Regions from separate parts of the Homo sapiens genome. Here regions 1 and 3 are each linked to region 2. A link is an interaction called in ENCODE POLR2A ChIA-PET data of the cell type or tissue named here. Cell type or tissue: MCF 10A. All regions are shown on one strand. Links, peaks and the distances in the headings refer to the core of each region. The heading gives the core; the rest is flanking DNA. Region 1 overlaps TANGO6 (transport and golgi organization 6 homolog). Region 2 overlaps TANGO6 (transport and golgi organization 6 homolog). Region 3 overlaps TANGO6 (transport and golgi organization 6 homolog).

Region 1 (7,213 bases), core at 665-5,664, 120 kb after region 2:
TGCCTCACCCTCCCGAGTAGCTGGGATTACAGGTGCCCACCACCATGCCCAGCTAATTTTTGTATTTTTAGTAGAGATGGGGTTTCACCATGTTGGCCAGGCTGGTCTTGATCTCCTGACCTCAGGTAATCCTCCAGCCTCGGGCCTCCCAAAGTGTTGGGATTACAGATGTGAGCCACCATGCCTGGCTTATATAATAGTTATTTTTAGCTGAGTTATCTCATTATTACTGGAAGTGGAAGGCAGATATCTATTTTTTTATAGAATATGTATAGTTTGAATTTAAGATTTAATGTTTTAATCTACCTGACAAATATGCTGCATGTTAAGGTTTCTTTGTATTACTAATAGTATATCAGACTTTCCACTGATAAATTCTATCATGCTAAACAAGTATATTCACTCCTGAATCTTTCTCCTTTATACTGTTGTCTCACTGAGTAATTTAAATTGAATTTATTTTCACATTTTCACGTACAATTTTTGACCCAGTGACCCAACTGATCGTCTCAGCATCTTAATAAGTGCTGCAAGTAACAGCTTCTAATAAGTATGAGTGAAAGATCAAACACCACTGTGCCAATGCAGTCACAGTGAGGAGCAGAGCAGCGTTGCTCTATGAGCTGTCATTTTCCTTGTATGTCCCCTGTTATGAATGGCATCTGGACAGATATATCCCGGATGAAATTCTGCTCCTAGCTTAACCATTTGGTTGCTGAATTGCAAGACAAATAATAGATACATTCAATTTTATCTAATTAGTATACTCTGACTTAATAATTTTGCAAACTGAATCACTTTACAAACTAAATATAGAGAAGTTATTATTATGGTCTGGTTTCCAAGCAACGATTTCATTAAGAAAAGCTCCACTTGGGAAAAACATCTGTTTGTCAGTTAGGTTTCTGCTGTCATATAATTTCACAGTGAAAAAGCCATAGTCACTCTGTGCTTTAGTAATCCCTAGTTGTGAAAAGGTCAACGGGGGGTACTACACCGAGGGAAGCCATCTGTTTCAATCTGTACTAGTCCCTGAACCTTGTTGTCATGAAACAATTCAGTTTCCCTAAACAGCCATGTAATTTTAAAAACATTCTCTTCTTATTATAAAATCAATACGTGTTCATATTAGAAAACATGAAAAATATAAAAGACACAAAGAAGAAAATAAAAATCACCTGAGTTTTTGATGCCTTCATGTTAGATCTCATTTGAAAATGGATTCCACCGCTAAAAAATTACTTAAAACCCACTGGCCTAAAATAATGCCATATGGTTTTTTACCTTTTTAATCTGCAATTAGGATGTTTTTCATAATGGTTAAGGGCTGTGTGTTGGACAACCAAGCTCAGAAATTTGTACAGATATCCAAACATTCTCATTGCATTTTATGAAAGTAGGCTTAAGGAGAGACTGAATTCTCCATCAGTGGTGAAGAGGTGAGGAAGGGTGTGTATGTGGCATGACACATGAAATGTGGTATAAAACTTTCTCGCTAGGCACGTACATAGCCTGACAGTGAGTTCTCAAAACTTTTTTTTTCTTTTGAGCAGCAGAACTTTGTTTTTCCATGAAATCTTAAGAGAGGGCTTGATGAAAGAGAGAAAAGGAGAGCCATCTGGTTAGAGTGGGTTGCCTGGTGCTCCAAACCCACTCACCCATGCCCCTCCTTACTGATCCTAAGGGTCTGGAGGGCACAGGCGTTCATGCAGTTCTTGCCTCCTGCTCCTCCCTGCTGTAGTCCTGCTGCTTTGCTGTTTCGCATCCTACAACACTCTTTCCTCCTTCCTTTTTTTTTTTTTTTTTTTGAGATGGAGTCTTGCTCTGTTGCTCAGGCTGGAGTGTAGTGGCACGATCTCAGCTCACTGCAACCTCTGCTTCCTGGGTTGAAGCAATTCTCCTGCCTCAGCCTCCCAAGTGGCTGGGATTACAGGCACACACCACCACACCCAGCTAACTTTTCTTTTTTTTTGTATTTTTAGTAGAGACGAGGTTTCACCATGTTGGCCAGGCTGGTCTCGAACTCCTGACCTCAAGTGATCCGCCCACCTCGGCCTCCGAAAGTGCTGGGATTACAGGCATGAGCCACTGTGCCTGGTCTCCTCCCTTCTTTACTAGGTTAATTCCTAACTACCCACAGATCCTCACTGATGGGTTACTGCCTCGTTCCCTTGCTGTCAGGGAAAATGTCCCTAAAACATGTTTAGTGAAGCAATTAAATACATCTTAATTTCATGGTTTCTGGGGCTCATTTCAAGTCCTTCTCCTCCTATTCATATAGACTAGCTGTCACAAAGGCGGGTTTCACGACCAAGAAGACAGTATGAGATACCTCCAGGTAGAGTCAGTTGCTTAAATGTCTACTTTACAAGCTATTAAGGAGGTCTAAGTATCTTCCCTACAGAACGGCTATTTAAATTTTGCCCTGGAGCCACCCTTTATCTAGTAAAGTTGGAATCTGAAGGCAAGTTAAGGAGGATGGAGTTAGTGAGAGAACACCATGTACCTTTTATTTAGAGCACCTGTGTCAAAACCATGTTTTACATTTGTGTGATTTTGTATCATTTGCTCTTCTCCAACTGTAAACTCCATGAAGGCAAGACATGACTGTTTTTCTCAGTGTTGTACCTTGCACAGCACCCTCAAACATAGCAGTGCTCAATAAATATCTGTTGAGGCGGGTGCAGTGGCTCACGCCTATAATCCCAGCACTTTGGGAGGCCGAGGCAGGTGTATCACCTGAGGTCAGGAATTCGAGATCAGCCTGGCCAACATGGCGAAACCCTGTCTCTGCTAAATACAAAAAACTAGCCAGGCGTGGTGGTGCGTGCCTGTAATCCCAGTTACTCAGGAAGCCGAGGCAGGAGAATCGCTCGAACCTGGGAGGCAGAGGTTGCAGTGAGCCAAGATTGTGCCACTGCACTCCAGCTTGGGAGACAGAGCAAGACTCCGTCTCACACACACAAAATAATAATAATAATAATAATAATAATAATAATAATAATAAAAAATACCTGTTGAGTGAATGAACATTTTAAGCCATTAACAACAACAACAAAAAGAAAACCCTAATTGCCAAAGAAAATATTTTACAATTCTCTTTTTGTCCCTATTTAAAGGTTATCAATAGTGGAAAACAAAAGTTGAACACAAAGTACAAAAGTGATTCTAAAACAGCTTTCTCCTAAGAAACACCTTAGCAATCATGTCCCAGCAGGTGGACAGAGAGATGACCTAATGAGGTCTTTGGCAGCTCAAGGGGTTGTGATTCATTCCCTGAGGCTCAATTCATTCCCAACCTTCAATCCTCCTCTGGGGCAGGAGAGATACCACAAGGTCAGGAAGCACAAAAGCCTAATGTAAAAATCTAAAAATGTGTTGCCCAAACTGTACAGACACCATTTAAGTTTACCTTCCACCACTGCCAAGTTCTCAACGTGACCTGAGAGGGGGTAATTGATGCTTCATTCAGTTAAAAATTGTAAAGTTATGATTCACCAACAAAAGGAACTATGTCAGTGTTAATAAAAAATATAATTGGGCTTACTAAGTGTGTGAACAGCTTCAAGTATCATCTTAATCACATCTGGTGAGATTAGGAATTTTAATTTGTATTTGAGATGAAGGGTGACATAGGCTGCTTGCTCTTTAGTTGGGGAGGGAAACACAAAAGCAGGGTGCACCTCTAGCTGATACTGCAATAAAGCTCCAGTAAAAACCATGGATTACTTAGAGAGTGTGGGATGCTGTATTTAAGGGGAAGTCTGAAGAGGGACTTGCTGTTTTACTTACAAGCTCTCTCACTACTCCATCCTCCTTAACTTGCCTTCAAATTCCAACTTTACTAGAGAAAGGGTGGCTCCAGGGCAAAATTTAAATCGCTGTTCTGCAGGGAAGGTACTTAGACCTCCTTAATAGCTTGTAAAGTGGACATTTAAGCAACTGACTCTTTACCTGGAGGTATCTCATGTTGCCTTCTTGGTCATGAATCCTGCCTTTGTGACAGCTAGTCTATATGAATAGGAGGTGAGGGACTTTAAAGGAGCCCCAGAAGCCATGAAATTAAGAAGTATTTAATTGCTTCACTGAAAATGTCATGATCCATGGTTCCATGGTTTAATTTTACCATCCGTAAGAGCAGAGGCTGGCCAGGTGTGGTGGCTCACGCCTGTAATCTCAGCACTTTGGGAGGCCGAGGCGGGTGGATCACAAGGTCAGGAGATCGAGACCATCCTAGCTAACACGGTGAAACCTCGTCTCTACTAAAAATACAAAAAATTAGCTGGGCGTGGTGGCGGGTGCCTGTAGTCCCAGCTACTCAGGAGGCTGAGGCAGGAGAATGGTGTGAACCGGGAAGGCAGAGCTTGCAGTGAGCTGAGATCACGCCACTGCACTCTAGCTTAGGCGATAGAGCGAGACTCTGTCTCAAAAAAAAAAAAAAAAAAGAACAGAGGCCATGGTGTTGTGACAAAGGTGAGAAAATGCAATGGAAAAAGGAAGGAAGTACAGAGGCATAAATAAGGGCCTTGGCTTTGGAGTTGAATCCAGCCTCTATTACATACTGGTTGGCCAAGCAGTTGGCCTCTTAGCCCTGGTTTCTTTGTCTGAAAAATGGGAGATGAAGATACTGACTCCTATACCTTGCCTTCATGCCCATTTTGCTCCACTAACAACCTGAACTGCTTCCCTTCTGTTATACTTTATATTTGCCCAACCCCCCCACCCTGCCTTTTTTTTTTGAGACAGGGTCTCTGTCACCCAGGCTGGAGTGCAGTTGTATGATCACAGCTTGCTGCAGTCTTGACCTCTTGGGCTCAAGTGATTCTCCCACTTCAGCCTCCAGAGTAGCTGGGACTATAGGCATGCGCTACCACACCCGGCTAATTTTTAAAATTTTTATAGAGACAGGATTTTGCCATGTTGTCCAGGCTGGTCTTAAACTACTGGGCTCAAGTGATCGTCCACATCGACCTCCCAAAGTGCTGGGATTACAGGCAGCAGCCACAGCACCTGGTCTGGCCCCACTCTTGAACATCTTCCTACCTTTGCTTTTCCCTCAGCTTCAATCCCCTCACACTCATTTGAGTGTCTAAATCCTGCCCACCCATCTTTCATAGTCCTGAGAGCTCCACAAAAAACAACAGTACTGTTCTGAGTTTTTAACGTTATTTTTAAATTTTTTAAATTTACTTTTTTTTTGAGACAGAGTCTTGCTCTATTGCCCAGGCTGGAGTGCAACGGTGCCACATCAGCTCACTGCAACCTCCGCCTCCCAGGCTCAAGCGATTCTCCTGCCTCAGCCTCCTGAGCAGCTGGGATCACAGGTGCCCGCCACCACACCTGGCTAATTTTAGTACTTTTAGTAGAGATGGGGTTTCACCATGTTGGCCAAGCTGGTCTCGAACTCCTGAACTCGTGATCGACCCACCTCAGCCTCCCAAAGTGCTGGGACTACAGGTGTGAGCCACCGCGCCCATCCTAAATTTTTTTTTTAAAACAGAGTCTCGCTCTGTCGCCCAGGCTGGAATACAGTGGCTCGATCTCGGCTCACTGCAACCTCCGCCTCCCAGGTTCAAGCGATTCTCCTGCCTCAGCCTCCAGAGTAGCTGGGATTATAGGAACCCATACTATGCCCAGCTAATTTCGTATTTTTCGTAGAGATGGGGTTTCACCATGTAGGACCAGGCTGGTTTCAAACTCCTGACCTCAGGTGATCTGCTTGCCTCGGCCTCCCAAAGTGTTGGGATTACAGGCATGAGCCACCACGTGTGGCCTTTAATTTTTTTAAGTGTACAATTCAGTTAGTTTTGGTATATTTACCAGGCTGTGCAATAATCCCCACTATCTAATTCCAAAACATTTTCATCTCCTCACAAAGAAACCTCATATCCATTATCAGTCACTCCTTACTCCTCCATCCCCCACATCCTCTGACAACTATTACTCTACTTTCTGAATTTATACATTTGTCTGTTTTGGACATTTCATTCATATAGGAATCATACAACACATGGCCTTTTGTGTCTGGCTTCTTTTCCTTACCATATTTTCAAATTCATTCATGTTGCAGTATGAATCAATAGTTCATTCCTTTTTACTGCCAAATAATATTCCACTGTGTACATACATCAGATGTTATGAATCCATTCATCAGGCGGTAGATATTAATATGTATGTTGTTTCAATTTTTCAGCTATTATAAATAATGCCTATATATATATATAAATATAAACTTTTGTGTGGACATATGTTTTCATTTCTCATGGGTATATACCTAGGAGTGGAACTGATAGGTCACATGATAACCATGTTTAACCTTTTGAAAATGGCCAGACTATTTTTCAAAGCAACTGTACCATTTTACATTTCTACCGGCAACATTTCTTCACATCCTCATAATTTGTATTATTTTAAAGTAAGCTTTTTTTTTTTTTCTTTGAGACAGAGTTTCGCTCATCTCCCAAGCTAAAGTGCAATGGTGCAATCTCGGCTCACTGCAACCTCTGCTTCCCGGGTTCAAGCGATTCTCCTGCCTCAGCCTCCCAAGTAGCTGGGATTACAGGCACTGACAATCATGCCCGGCTAATTTTTGTCTTTTTAGTGGAGACAAAGTTTCACTATGTTGGCCAGGCTGGTCTGAAACTCCTGACCTCTAGTGATCTGCCTGCCTCGGCCTCCCAAAGTGCTGGGATTACAGGTGTGAGCCATCATGCCTGGCCAAGGTAAGCTATTTTTAAATGTCATTTATTGGCACCAGAAATACAACAGATCTCAAAAGTTCTATACAGAAAGCTACGTGCTTACTTAACTCACGCTCTCAGTAAACTGGATAAATCCCAGGATTGACTTCTTTCTTTCTTTCTTTCTTTTTGAGACGGAGTTTCACTATTGTTGCCCAGGCTAGAGGGCAATGGCGCGATCTCGGCTTACCGCAACCTGCCCCTCCCAGGTTCAAGCGTTTCTCCAGCCTCAGCCTCCCAGGTAGCTGGGATTAGAGGCATGCACCACCACGCTCAGCTAATTTTGTATTTTTAGTAGAGACAGGGTTTCTCCATGTTGGTCAGGCTGGTCTCGAACTCCCGACCTCAGGTGATCCGCCCACCTTGGCCTCCCAAAGTGCTGGGATTACAGGCGTGAGCCACCGCACCCAGCCACCCAGGATTGATTTCTGAAGCCTCTTTCCTAATGCTCCTAAAACAATGCTGATACTTTC
Region 2 (7,213 bases), core at 715-5,714:
AAAAACACAGAGGACCATGGAACCCGACTGCATCTTTCTTACTCATTCACTTCCTTGTTTTAGCCAGTCATTTACACTGAAAATAATGGCACAGCAGGGCAACCCATTATTCTTGTTCCTTTCAGTCCTTTCTTATCAGTAAATCAAAGGTAGACAGTGTTGGTCGAATGTAAATGTATCAAGAAATGAGGCTGGGCACGGTGGCTCACGCATGTAATCCTAGCATTTTGGGAGGCCAAGGCAGGCGGATCACCTGAGGTCAGGAGTTCGAGACCAGCCTGGCCAACATGGTGAAACCCCGTCTCTACTAAAAATACAAAAATTAGCCAGGCGTGGTGGTGGGTGCCTGTAATTCCAGCTACTCGGAAGGCTGAGGCACGAGAATCACTTAAACCTGGGAGGTGGAGGTTGCAGTGAGCCTAGATTGTGCCACTGCATTCCAGCCTGGGAGACAGAGCAAGACTCCATCTCAAAAAAAAAAAAAAAAAAAAAGAAATGAAATAAAAATGTTGAATTCAGGCCAGGCGCGGTGGCTCACGCCTGTAATCCCAACACTTTGGGAGGGCGAGGTGGGAAGATCACGAGGTCAGGAGATTGAGACCATCCTGGCCAACATGGTGAAACCCCGTCTCTACTAAAATACAAAAAAGTAGCTGGGCACGGTGGTGCACGCCTGTAGTCCCAGCTACTTGGGAGGCTGAAACGGGAATCGCTTGAACCCGGGAGGCAGAGGTTGCAGTGAGCTGAGACTGAGCCACTGTACTCCAGTCCGGGTAACACAGAGTGAGACTCTGTCTCAAAAAAAAAAAAAAAAAAAAGTTGAATTCAGCTGGGTGCAATGGCTTATGCCTGTAATCCCGGCACTTTGAGAGGCCAAGGCAGGAGGATTGCCTGACCCCAGGAGTTCAAGAGCAGCCTGAACAACATGGTGAAACCCCATCTCTACAAAAAGTACAAAAATTAGCCAGGTGTGGTGGGGTGTGCCTGTAGTCCCAGCTACTCGGGAGGCTGAGGTGAGGGGATTGCTTGAACCCAGGAGGCTGAGGCTGCAGTGGGCCATGATCTTGCCACTGCACTCTGGCCTGGGTGACAGAGTGAGACCCTGTCTCAAAAAAAAAAAAAAAATAAAAGTTGAATTCGTGTTGTGTAGAGTTTCTACTGTTCTGCTAAGAAGGAAATACATATGCATGTGTAAACTATGAAATACAAATTGTGTAATTTCAGTGATTCTGTGTAGGAGCTAATGCTCTTATATTTGCATTTAGAATTGGCATTGCACAATGTAAAGATGAACAGTAAAATTCATGCTAATAATTTAACATTTTAATTTTTCTCCAGCAAATAATAAACATCATGACAAGTTGAGAGAGAGACTTAGACCCCATCTCTTAAAAAAAAAAAAAAAAGCAGACTTTGGAAGGAAAAAAATTATATTTCAGGCCAGGCACAGTGGCTTATACCTGTAATCTGTGCACTTTTGGAAGGCCAAGCTGGGTGGATCAACTGAGCTCAGGAGTTCGAGACCAGCCTGAGCAACATGGCGAAACCCCGTCTCTACTAAAAAATTAGCCAGGCGTAGTGGCGCATGCCTGTAATCCCAGATACTCAGGAGGCTGAGGCAGGAGAATTGCTTGAACCTGGGAGGCGGAGGTTGCAGTGAGCCAAGAATGGCGCCACCTCACACTAGCCTGGGCAATAGGGCGAGATTCTGCCTCCAAAAAAAAATAATAATAATAATTATACACACACACACACACACACACACACACACACACACACACAGGCATTCGAACCAGAGTGACTCCATTTTGAGTGAGAGCTGGAAAATGAGGCTGAGACTTGCTGGGCTGCATTCCCAGAAAGTTAGGTATTCCTAACCTCTAGATGTTTATGGTTAAGGGAATGAATTAATAATGTTTACCAAACAGACTCAGACTTAGGAGTGTCCAGATATCCCGATATCTGGAGAACAAAGACATTCCTAATTTTGCTTTAAAGATGATAATTTGATACTTGTAAAGTATAGTAATTGAGAAAATTAATCCTTTATCACAAGTCCTTGTAGCAGAGCACATCGCCCCATATATACGAGTATTGTATCTAGGGTGGACACGTTCCTCCTCTTTCGGGAACGTCCTACTCTGTCTATGGAGCAGCTGTTCTTTCACTACTTTACTCTCTTAATAAATTTGCTTTTACTTTCCACTGCAGACTCGCCCTGAATTCCCTCTTGCACAAGATCCAAGAAGCCTCTTTTGGGGTCTGGATCGGGACTCCTTTTCTGTAATATATATATATATACACACACACACACAGCACTAATGGTACTTTCTTCTTGTTGTTGTTATTTGTTTTCCCTAGCAAGGAGCCCTGCATTTTAATCTGCACTGGGACCCACATATTATACGGTCAGCCTGCAAACAACCCTCAATGCTCCTAGCCCAGTGTCACCACGTGAAGCACCTGAGTCCTGTGAGCAAACCTCAGGAAGATGCTGCCTGGTCCCTGCTGGGCAGTTACCTCCTGGGCTTTCTCAGGGAGCTTCTGAGCCACAGTCAGGTCTCCTAGGTCGGGGGCCTGACTCTGTGGCCTCACCCGAGTGCCTTTTTTTTTTTTTTTTAAGATGGAGTCTTGCTCTGTGCCCCCCAGGCTGGAGAGCAGTGAATGGCATGATCTCGGCTCACTGCAACCTCTGCCTCCTGGGTTCAAGCGATTCTCCTGCCTCAGCCTCCCATATTGCTGGGATTACAGGCGCCCGCCACCATGCCGAGCTAATTTTTGTATTTTTAGTAGAGACTGGGTTTCACCATATTGGCCAGGCTGGTCTCAAACACCTGACCTTGTGATCTGCCGGCCTCGGCCTCCCAAAATGCTGGGATTACAGGCGTGAGCCACCAGGCCTGGCTTCGAGTGCCCTTTCTAACCTGTCTTTGGGCAAGGAAGTCTTATTTTTCCTGAGGCTGGCCGCATGAAAATGAGCTAATTCCCGGCAGAGGATGACTCTCCACCGCTATTGCCTCATGATTACTCACTCATTCAATAATCAGTACTATGGGCCTCTGTCATGCCCAGGCACTGTGCTGGCGATAAAAAAGATGAATAAGGCACGAACCCTCCCAGGTGGCAGCTACAGCCCTGTGGGGAGGCAGTACACACACCCCACATGGAGTGATCTCCGTTCTAAGAGAGAAACGCAGGCAATTCTCTGGAAGCAAAGGAAGTCATTTCCGCCTTTGGAGGTGGGTGGAGGAAGAGGAACCTGTACCTGCTCTGTGAAAGTGCCTTCACTCTGACATTTATTCCCAGCCAGTGGGTGGCACCAAGGAAATGGCTTGGGGGAACTTTAGTAAGTTCCAGCTCCCAGGCCATCACAAAAAGAAGGCAGTTTCCAAGCAAAACCAGCATGCTTGCTATGCAGGTACAGCCTAAAGACAAATCTCCCAACACTCTCTCCAATGGATTATAGCCCAAAGCATCTCTATATATAGAAATTCTAGAGCTTCCACTTTTTTTTTTTTTTTAAAGAAGGTCTCACTCTGTCACCCAGGCTGCTCTCCTGGCTTCCTGTGCCCCATCCTCCAGTGTTTGTTACAAGGTCATCTTTTTTTTTTTTTTCCTTTTAGAGGAATCTTTCACTTAGAAATATCTTTGAGATTTTTTTGCTAGAGCCTCCTAACATTCAAAGTAAAGTCAGCTTTTACTTGTTAAAAAGGGATACTCACAGGTATTCTGCTCTTTCTCCGTGTGGGTAGGAATTTCCCCCTGGGCACTTCTGTGTCCTTAAAATAACAATACTGCCTGTGCAAAACCCACTCCACACTTGAGGGGTGCTGAGCTCCCTGTTATCAGTTACCGGATCTCTGTTTTTAGTAACTGAGTGTTAAGCAAAGCCTCCTGCTTAATTAATGGGTCTATCTTAGCAACCCATCCTGGTATAGAGCTTCTTCCCAATCCCTGTGACTCTAGGGATCCCACACATCATAGGACTTCCTCTGGACTCCCCAAGGATCAAAGCTTCCTGCCAGCCAGGGATTGTCACCAAATCCCATGGATCAGGGGCTGAATACAAGGAGAGTTCAAAGGTAAAGTTACAGGAGCCTCTGTCGGGGGCAGGATATAGGCAATCCCACAGCGGAAACCTCTCATTATGAGTTCAGCACACCTGCTGTTCATCCCCCAACTGTATCAGGCCCAAGGACTCCAGGGCAAGGTGGAGTGGGTATGGCTGTGAGTAGGCTGGGTGCGTCTCATTCACAGGAAAGCTAGTTTAGCTGCTTGCAGTCAGTGGTTGAAACAAACACTTTCACCATCTGAGAAGCTTAGGCCAAGGATATCTTAAAGAAGTACCCAGACTCCTGGTCTGAAAACTCTTTGGAAGGGAGTGGCGTTCAGATTCTTTATCAAAAGAATTTAGAGAGCGCATGTGACACACACACACACACACACACACACACACACGGTCTCCCTCTCTCTTCACACATACACACACACACACACGGTCTCCCTCTCTCTACACACACACACACACACACACACACACACACACACACACACGGTCTCCCTCTCTCTTCACCCTCCCTCTTTCCAGGCGCCAGTTGGCCTGAAACACACAAAGCTGAAGCTTCAGGGACAAGGGCAGTCTTTAGGGTTAGACGTGGCTCAGAAAGGACCAGAAGAGGCTTGGCAAACTGAAAAGGGAAGGTGTGAGTAAAAGACTGCCTTGGGCACACAGGTGCACATTCAATGGAAAAGCAGGAAGACAGTGTTTGACTCTTTCAATGAGCTTGACCTGGAACATTTGCGGAGTGGTTGTATCTTTAAGATCAAAAGAAGAAATAAATGGCAAATATCTTTCTTCTCTTTACTTCCTAAATTGATTTGTTTGATTATAAAAACCATATTACCACAATCCAGAATATATGAAAATAGAGGAAGAAAAAAGGCTCTAGTTAGACTACCTCTCTAACACAAGCTCCATGAGTAAAGACGGTAATGAGTAGATTCATTTACACTTAAAAATTATTTTAATATTTTAAAGGTCATTTACATTTCAAGGTGTTTTTTACTACTGGAACTTGGTGAATGAAATGGCTATTCTGTTCTTATTGTGTGAGATCAACAAAACACAACATGAATGGTCAAAAATAAGACATTTACAGAAAAAGGACTCTGGACACGGTGATCTAGCAGAGGTTTTTCCATCTATAACTTCTTAATAGGAAAATGAGTTGCTAAATATAAAAGGACAAAAACGTTAAATGCTAGCATACACTCATTGTGTCAGAGGCGTTAAAACCAGAGTGACTGCATTTTGAGTGAGGGCTGGAAAATGAGGCTGAGACTTGCTGGGCTGCATTTCCAGAAGTTAGGCATTCCTAACTTCTAGGTGTTTATGGTTAAGGGAATAGATTGATAATGTTTACCAAACAGACTCAGACTTGGAAGTGTCCAGATATCCCAGTATCTGGGAACAAAGGCATTCCTAAATTTTGCTTTAACAAAGGCATTCCTAATTTTATGGTGGCTCACACCTGTAATCACACTTTGGGAGGCCAGAGGTGGGTGGATCACCTGAGGTCAGGAGTTTGAGGCCAGCCTGGCCAACATGGTGAAACCCCGTCTCTACTAAGAGTACAAAAATTAGCTGGGCATGGTGGTGGGTACCTGTAATCCCAGTTACTTGGGAGGCTGAGGCAGGAGGATTGCCTGAATCTGGGAGACAGAGGTTGCAGTGAGCCAAGACCACCCCATTACATTCCAGCATGGGCAACCAGAGCGAAATTCCGTCTCAGAAAATAATAATAATAATAATAATAATAATAATAATAATAATATTGATTCTTGCAAACTATAGCAATTAAGAAAATTAATCATTTATCACAAACCCTTGTAGCAGAGCACATCTCCCCAAGATCTTTTGTGTGTGTTTTTTTGTTTTTTTTTTTTTTGAGATGGAGTCTCCCTCTGTCACCCGGGCTGGAGTGTAGTGGTGTGATCTTGGCTCACTGCAACCTCTGCCTCCCAGGTTCAAGTGATTCTCCTGCCTCAGCCTCTCAAGTAGCTGGGATTACAGACAAGCACTTCCATGCCTGGCTAATTTTTGTATTTTTATTAGGGACGGGGTTTCACCATGTTGGCCAGGCTGGTCTTAAACTTCTGACCTCAGGTGATCCCCCCGCTTCGGCCTCCCAAAGTGCTGGGATTACAGGCGTGAGCCACTGCGCCTGGCCCCAAGATCTTTTTCTATCCTATATATATAAGCATTGTACCTAGGGTGGACGTGTTCCTCCTCTTACTTTCAGGAATGCCCTACTCTGTCTATGGAGTAGCTATTCTTTCACTACTTTCTTTTCTTTTCTTTTTCTTTTTTTTTGAGAAGGAGTCTCGCTCTATCGCCGAGGCTGGAGTGCAGTGGCACGATCTCGGCTCACTGCAACCTCCGCTTCCTGGGTTCAAGTGATTCTCCTGCCTCAGCCTCCTGAGTAGCTGGGATTACAGGCACATGCCACACCTAGCTTTTTTTTTTTTTTTTTTTTAGTACAGACAGGGTTTTGCAATGTTGGTCAGGCTGGTCTTGAACTCCTGACCTCATGTGATCTGCCCGCCTCGGCCTCCCAAAGTGCTGGGATTACAGGCATGAGCCACCGTGCCTGGCCCACTACTTTATTTTCTTAATAAACTTGCTTTTACTTTGCAATGTGGACTCGCCCTGAATTCTTTCTTGCGCGAGATCCAAGATCCCTTTCTTGGGGTCTGGAATGGAGACCCCTTTCCTTGTAACAGTTGTATTTAGAAATTCAATATTCTATAGAAACAAGAGATGAAGCAAACAAAGATCAAAAAGAAAGAAGGCTACATTCCACACAATCCTATCAACCACCAATTGTGACTCCCTTTGTGGTTGAGAAATAAATAAGAGGCACAAAGACAAAAACAGAGGAATAACACGCAAGTTATACACCGAAATAATAAGACAGGTGAAGACAGGGGAAAGAGGTGAACTGGAGCTGGTGGCTGGAGATTGTCCTGGCAGAAAAAAAGATTCTCTAGATTGAGGTCCAGAAGAGAAGACTCCAGAATCCGACTAGTTCTGTTTAAAAACATGTTGGAATAAGCATTAGGTGTGGTATGAATCTGTCAGAAAGCAACAGTCCAACTTCTAAGCACCTTCATCTTGCCCAAGATGTGATTTTGTGGCTAAGAGATGTGAGAG
Region 3 (7,213 bases), core at 1,491-6,490, 51 kb after region 2:
ACAGTGCCTATGATGACACAATACCACATACAGAGAAAGCTTTTGTGAAAATGGACACTCAGATAGCCCTTCCTTCTGGATGTTATGGAAGAGTGGCTCCATGGTCTGGTTTGGCTGCAAAACACTTTCTAGATGTAGGAACTCGTGTCAGAGAGAAAGATTATAGCGTAAATGTTGATGGTATAATGTTTAATTTTGGCAAAAAAAAAGTTTGAAGTCAGTGGGGCGTGGTGGCTCATGCCTGTAATCCCAGCACTTTGGGAGGCTGAGGTGCGCGGATCACTTGAGGTTAGGAGTTTAGACCAGCCTGGCCAACATGGTGAAACCCTGTCTCTACTAAAAATACAAAAATTAGCTGGGTGTGGTGATGGGCGCCTGTAGTCCCAGCTACTTGGGAGGCTGAGGCAAGAGGATTACTTGAACCCGGGAGGCGGAGGTTGCAGTGAGCTGAGATCGTGCCACTGTACTCCAGCCTGGGCAACAGAGTGAAACTCTGTCTCAAGAAAAAAAAAAAAAAGAAAAAGTTTGAAGTCAAGAAAGGTGATCAAATTGCATAGCTCATTTGTGAACTACATTTTTTTTTAACTAGAAATAGAAGAAGTTTAAGATTTGGATGACACTGAAAGGGGTTCAGGAGGCTTTGGTTCCACTAGAAAGAATTAAAATTTATGCCAAGAATAGAAAATTAGAAATCATACCTTGTCTTAAAAATAAAGAGTTTTTGCTTAAAGTGGAAAAAAAAAAAAAAGGCCAGGTGCAATGGCTGATGCCTATAATCCCAGTGATATCTACAGGAGGCAGCCAAATGCCTACGCAGATAGGGGCAGGTACCCAGTGCAAACTTACCTCCAAGCTGAAGGCAGTTTAAAGCCCGAAAGCTAAGCTACAAGTTAAATTCTCAGACTGGATTGAAAACTTGTCTTCCTGTTTGGCACACTTTCCTCTGATTGGTCCCCACCCTTCACCTATTTTACATATGCCTACCATTTCCTAATTGGTTTTCTATACTGTGGGGCCCGCCTTTGAGTGGTGCCTTGTTTTAACCTTTTTTGCATACTCACAAACCAATCAGCATGCAACTTGTGCCTATGAAGACCCCAGACTCAGTCAGTAGAGGGGGAAATGGGTTGACTTCAGGGAAGAGACAACCTGAGTTTGAGGAAGACACCCTGCCCTTCATGTCCTCTCTCCAGCTCCCTTCTCTGCTGAGAGCCGTTTCATTGCTCAATAAAATTATTCTCTGCCCTCCTCACCCTTCAATGTCCAGTGTATCCTCATTTATCTTGGGTGCGGTATAAGAGCTTGGGAACTGCTGAATGTGGTACAAGCTATAACACAGGTGAGCTGGGGCACGCCAGCATGGCCAAGTGAGGCCAGGGTCGGGCATTCCCAGCCAGAGGTCCCTGGCTTGCAAAGTGACTGAGAAGAAAAATCCAACATCACCAGCACTTTGGGAGGCCGAGGCAGGAGGATCACTTGAGTCTGGGAATTCAAGACCAGCCTGGCCAACATGATGAAACACTGTCTCTACTAAAAATACAAAACTTAACCAGGCGTGGTGGCACACGCCTGTAATCCTAGCTACTCAAGAGGCTAATGCGGGAGAATCGCTTGAACCTGGAAGGTGGAGGTTGCAGTGTGCCGAGACTGCACCACCGCACTCCAGCCTGGGCGACAGAGTTAGAGACTCCATTTGAATAAAAAAAAAGGTAATTTAAACTGTATTTCACTTACTTATTTATAATTTATAAGGCATCTTCTTCCAAAAAAAAACTTAAGATGGTCATGTACATTGGTAGTAAAGACTCCTGGCCACATGTTAACTAGTCTTTTTCTGTCTATCATCATCTGTAAATAGCAGAGTAGGTGCACACAGCAGATACTCAAGATATACACTGATATATTGATGAGTACATAAATACAAGGCAAAGGTACAATTTAAGAGGCTAGAGGGGCCAGGAGGGGTGGCTCATGCCTGTAATCCCAGCACTTTGGGAGGCCGAGGCGAGCAGATCACAAAGGCAGGAGTTCAAGACCAGTCTGGCCAACATGGTGAAACCCCGTCTCTACTAAAAACACAAAAATTAGCTGGGCATAGTGGCATGCGCCTGTAATCCCAGCTACTCGGGAGGCTGAGGAGAACTGCTTGAACTGGGACCCGGGAGGCGGAGGTTGCAGTAAGCCGAGATCGTGCCACTGCACTCCAGCCTGGGCTACAGAGCGAGACTCTGTCTCAAAAAAAAAAAAAAGGGGGCTAGAGAAAGACACTCATAGAGGCCAGGGGCAAGACGCACATTTCATTAATTAATAAACTCTGAGTTCAGGTGTGGTGGCTCACGCCTGTAATCCTAACACTTTGGGAGGCTGAGGCAGGTGGATCACCTGAGGTCAGGAGTTCGAGACCAACCTGGCCAACATGGTGAAACTCTGTCTATACTAAAAATACAAAAATTGGCCAGGTGTGGTGACACATGGTCCCAGCTACATGGGAGGCTGAGGCAGGAGAACTGCTTGAACCCAGGAGGCGGAGGTTGCAGTGAGCCACGATTGCGCCACTGCACTCCAGCCTGGGTGACAGAGTGAAACTCTGTTTCAAATAATAATAATAATAATAATAAAAAACTCTAAAACCAGAAAAGCTTCTGGCCCCAACACGTTGTATGGCTATCATTTTGATGGTTCACCATTCATCTTTTCAATAATTTACTGATTACCTACTACATACCAGGCACTGGGTATGAAATGCTGAGCAAAATATGGAACTTAAGCGTTTTTTTTTGGTAAACAACACCATCCCCCTGAATACAGGGTGCCTCGGCCAAAGAGGGTCAATTAGAGTATTTGCCTGAGATTTTTCTGTGAGTGGAGGAGATAAGACTCACAGATGGCCCAGAGACTCAGGGTAAAGCTCTATCTACTTTTCCTAAAGGTTTCTCCAATTCTGTTAGTTACATCAGACTCTATGATAAATCATCTTTTATTGCTTAAGGTAGGTTAAGATGACTTTCTCTCAGCTGCAACTATGAAATTCTTACTAACATAATTTTTTGTTTTTGTTTTTTTTGAGACAGAATCTCGCTGTGTTGCCCAGGCTGGAGTGCAGTGGCGTGATCTTGGCTTACTGCAACCTATGCCTCCTGGGTTCAAGTGATTCTCCTGCCTCAGCCTCCTGAGTAGCCGGGATTATAGGCATGTACCACCACGCCCAGCTGATTTTTGTATTTTTAGTAGAGATAGGGTTACGCCATGTTGACCAGGCTGGTTTCAGACTCCTGGCCGCAAGCAATCTACCCGCCTCGCCCTCCCAAAGTGCTGGGATTACAGGTGCAAGCCACCATGCCCGGCCCTTACTAACATAACTTTCAATATACATGTGAGACAGATGAAGCCTTGGGAAGTTCAATGGCTCACTTGCCCTGTCTCACAGGGAGGCAGTGGCAGATCTGCAAAAAGAGCCCAGGTCTCCTGACTCCCAATCTCAAGATGCATCGTAGGTCCAAGTGAAAACACGCTTTAGAGAAAGGAATCAAAATACAGTACCTCATGGACCACGGAGCCCAGCAGAAAGTCCAGCCTCTGGCACAGCTCCCCAAGGTTGGCCAAGCTGCTGGCCCTGTGAGCACCATCAGGATCTCTCACTCCCCTCAGGAAGGTATGGATCAAAGGTTCTCGGTACTTTGAGACCATGTCTCCTATAGGAAAAAGGAAGAAATCAAAACCCCTTAAAACAAAATTTCAACTTCTTAAAAAAGGAAGAATTATATTTCCATAGTTCACTGCATGATGTCTTATTCTTTTTGTTTTTATTTTTTTTTTGAGACAGGGTCTTGCTGTATTGCCCAGACTGGAGTGCAGTGGCACAATCACAGCTCACTGCAGCCTTGACCTCCCAGGCTCTGGTGATTCTCCCACCTCAGTCTCCCAAGTAGTTGGGACTACAGGTGCATGCCACCATGCCCGGCTAATTTTTGTATTTTTTGTGGAAATGGGGTTTTGCCATGTTGCTCAGGCTGGTCTTGAACTCCCGGGCTCAAGCTATCCATCTGCCTTGGCCTCCCAAAGTGCTGGGATTACAGGAGTGAGTCACCGTACATGACCAATGTCTTATTCTTTTCAAAGTACTTGCATAACCATTAAAAATCATGCTCCAGAAGAATATTTCATGTTATGAAAAATATTCATGATGTATGGTTTTGTGAAAAAGCATGTAGAATCTCAATTTTATTCTCAAAAGTCTACATGTAGAGATAAAACATGTGAAGATATTCCCCATAGTGTTACTAGCAGTTATTTTCAGAGTCTTATTACAGAAAACTTAAAAAATTTACATACACGGCCAGGCGCGGTGGCTCACGCCTGTAATCCCAGCACTTTGGGAGGCCGAGGTGGGCGGATCACGAGGTCAGGAGATCTAGACCATCCTGGCTAACACGGTGAAACCCCCGTCTCTACTAAAAATATAAAAAATTAGCCGGGCGTGGTGGCGGGCGCCTGTAGTCCCAGCTACATGAGAGGCTGAGGTAGGAGAATGGCCTGAACCCGGGAGGCGGAGCTTGCAGTGAGCCGAGATTGCGCCACTGCACTCCAGCCTGGGCAACACAGTGAGATTCTGTCTTAAAAAAAAAAAAAAAAAGAAAAAAAAATTTACATATACATACAAAAAATGTATATATCATAAGTATATAGCTTAATAAACTTTCACAAACCCAGCCCAACTATAATTAGCCCATGGTCACACAAACAAAAAGTGTGGCCCCCAGGCTAGACCCTAGACCCCAATCATCAGCCTACTTTTCCCTGTCTTATCCTGCTGTCTGCTTGGATAAGCAAATTGAGTGAAAAACAATCAAGGCATTTGGGTCCTGGAGAAAGAGAACTATGATTATTAGACAAATATTTAACGAGAGGCCTAGTATGTGCTAAGCATTGTTCCAGATGCTTGGCATATGCTGCGAAACAAGAGACCATGATTCCTGCCCTTCTGTGGCTTATATTCTAGTGTAAATTAGATAGAATGTTAGAAGGTAATACATACTATAGGGGCAAAAAAAGTAAAACAGGTAAGGGAAATAAGGAATAATGGGAATGGTGGCCGACTTCAGGTTTTAAAAAGGTGGTAAAGGTAGGCTTCATTGAGAAGGTGACATTTAAACAAAGACTGGAAGGTGAGCGTATCAGTCATGTGCATTTCTGGGAGAAGAGCATACCAGGAAGAGAGAACAGCCAGTGTAAAAACCTGTAGAGGAGCACGCCTGGCATGTCTGAGAACACCAAGGAAGCCCTAGATGAGGCTAGAGAAGTAAGGGCAGGGATGGGAAGGTGGGGTAGATCATGAAGGGCCTTGCAGGACACTGCAAGGACTTGAACTTTTTCTCAGAGTACAATGAGAGGCCTTTGGAGGATTCTGAGCAAAGGAGTGCAAAAAGATCACACTGGCTGCAGTGCTGAGAACACATTGTTGGGTACCATGTATGTCCAGGGTGGAACAAGGGTCCAAGGTAGAAACCTACTACAGTAAGTAGCTGGAAAGACAACAGTAGAGGTGGTGATAAGAAGATTCCGCATACACACACACACCACACACACACACACACACACACACACACACACACACATACATACATATATAAAGGGGGGGTGGGTCTTGCTCTGTTACCCAGGCTGGAGTGATCACAGCTCACTGCAGCCTCAATCTCCTGGGCTCAAGTGATCCTCTCACCTCAGCCTCCAGAGTAGCTGGGAAGACAGGTGTATGCCATCGCGCCTAATTTTTTGATTTTTTTGTAGAAACAGGGTCTCACTATGTTGCCCAGGCTGGTCTTGAACTTCTAAACTCAAGTGATCCTCCTGCCTCTACCTCCCAAAGTGTTAGGATTACAAGCATAAAGTCACCTATTTTTAATCACCAAATGATGACCTATATTGATAAATCACTGACCTGTCCTACCAGGCCCAGTTCAAATGCCACTTTCTTTGTGGAACCTGCCTCTTCCCCTCAGTGAGCTTCAATTAGCCCTCCTTGAAAGTCTCACAATACTTTGTGCTTAAGTCGCTTTGACTTAAATCACATTTGTCACTCGTGCCTTGGTTCCTAAATGTTTTAAGCCTGTATCTGTTTCTTCCATAAGACTATAAATTCCTTGAGGGTAGAACTTTGACTCCTTCATCTCTGATCCCATCAGGTCTTAGCAGTCTTTGCATATACAGTCATGAGCTGCATAACAATGCTTTGGTCAATCATGGACTGCATATACAACACTGGTCCTATCAGATTGTAGGGCAGCACACATTTAGAAACCTGATCAAGTTGGGGATCAAGTTGGGGAAATAATTAGTATTAGATCAAGTTGGGGAAATAATTAGTATTCAGTAATGGTGCTGGGACACTGGGACATTTGATTTTCTGTATAAAAAATATATATAAATATAATATCATCTAGGTTTGTGTAGGCACATTTTATGATGTTTGTACAATGACAAAATCACCTAACTACACATTTCTCAGAATGTATTCCCATTGTTAAGCAACACATGACTGTACTAGGTACAGGAAATGGTAATATTGAATTGAATTCATTCATTTATTCAACAAAACATAATTATGTACTAGGTATCATGCTAATATTCTAGGAATACAAGAACTGATGAAATACTATTTTTACCCTTTAAGAAGCCCAAAGTAGGCTGGGCACGGTGGCTCATGCCTATAATCCCAGCACTTTGGGAGGCTGAGGCGGGAGGATTGCTTGAGCCCAGGAGTTTGAGACCAGCCTGGGCAACATAGGGATAGTTTGTCTCTACAAAACTAAAATGAAATAAAATAAGGAGAAAAGAAGATGCCCAAAGTTTAAGGAGTACATATAAACAGATAAGTACTGACAATTATAGAACTGTGTGGCAAATGCTGTCACAGAGTCAAGCAGAGGTTGCTCGAAAGCATGACTTTGCTAGTCTCAGTCCCTTGGAAGGAAGAGGACGAAGAAGTTTGTTTTTTTTCGTTTTTGTTTTTGTTTTCCCCTCAAGGTCCAAAGCACAATGTACCTTCCATACAGTATAAGAAAAAGATAAAGGAGTACTTTCTCCAAAATGCTCCCAATTCCTAACATACTACATGCAGTCATAAGACTCACCTCTGTCCTGTTAACATCAACGTATGCTGCCAAAACTAAATCATTGATGACCTAGACATAACCTATTTTCAGAATAGAAAAGA

What was found. Peaks named below come from ENCODE experiments on the same cell type or tissue, not always from the same donor. Only the 100,000 strongest peaks of a DNase experiment are listed, where the experiment ranks them.
Region 1: POLR2A ChIA-PET joins it to region 2 with 7 read pairs; 3 of 35 experiments call an interaction of 5 or more read pairs at or near these places.
Region 3: POLR2A ChIA-PET joins it to region 2 with 6 read pairs; 7 of 35 experiments call an interaction of 5 or more read pairs at or near these places.

The regions. Positions count from the first base shown.
Region 1 is chr16:68,948,845-68,956,057 of GRCh38, reverse strand. The region is part of intron 14 of TANGO6 (transport and golgi organization 6 homolog); the gene reads right to left. Among named protein-coding and RNA genes, the nearest start is that of TANGO6, 110 kb to the right of the region's middle. In MCF 10A, for the core only: no CTCF peak of the experiment used is centred there; a DNase peak (open chromatin) is centred at 3,287.
Region 2 is chr16:69,069,368-69,076,580 of GRCh38, reverse strand. The region is part of intron 17 of TANGO6 (transport and golgi organization 6 homolog); the gene reads right to left. Among named protein-coding and RNA genes, the nearest start is that of HAS3, 33 kb to the left of the region's middle. RefSeq lists enhancers at 2,049-2,766, 2,767-3,485, 3,486-4,203, 4,204-4,923. In MCF 10A, for the core only: no CTCF peak of the experiment used is centred there; a DNase peak (open chromatin) is centred at 3,040.
Region 3 is chr16:69,019,307-69,026,519 of GRCh38, reverse strand. It overlaps TANGO6 (transport and golgi organization 6 homolog), which reads right to left. Exons shown (of 18, transcript NM_024562.2): 16 at 3,541-3,692. It also overlaps the pseudogene LOC101060098. Among named protein-coding and RNA genes, the nearest start is that of HAS3, 83 kb to the left of the region's middle. In MCF 10A, for the core only: no CTCF peak of the experiment used is centred there; no DNase peak of the experiment used is centred there.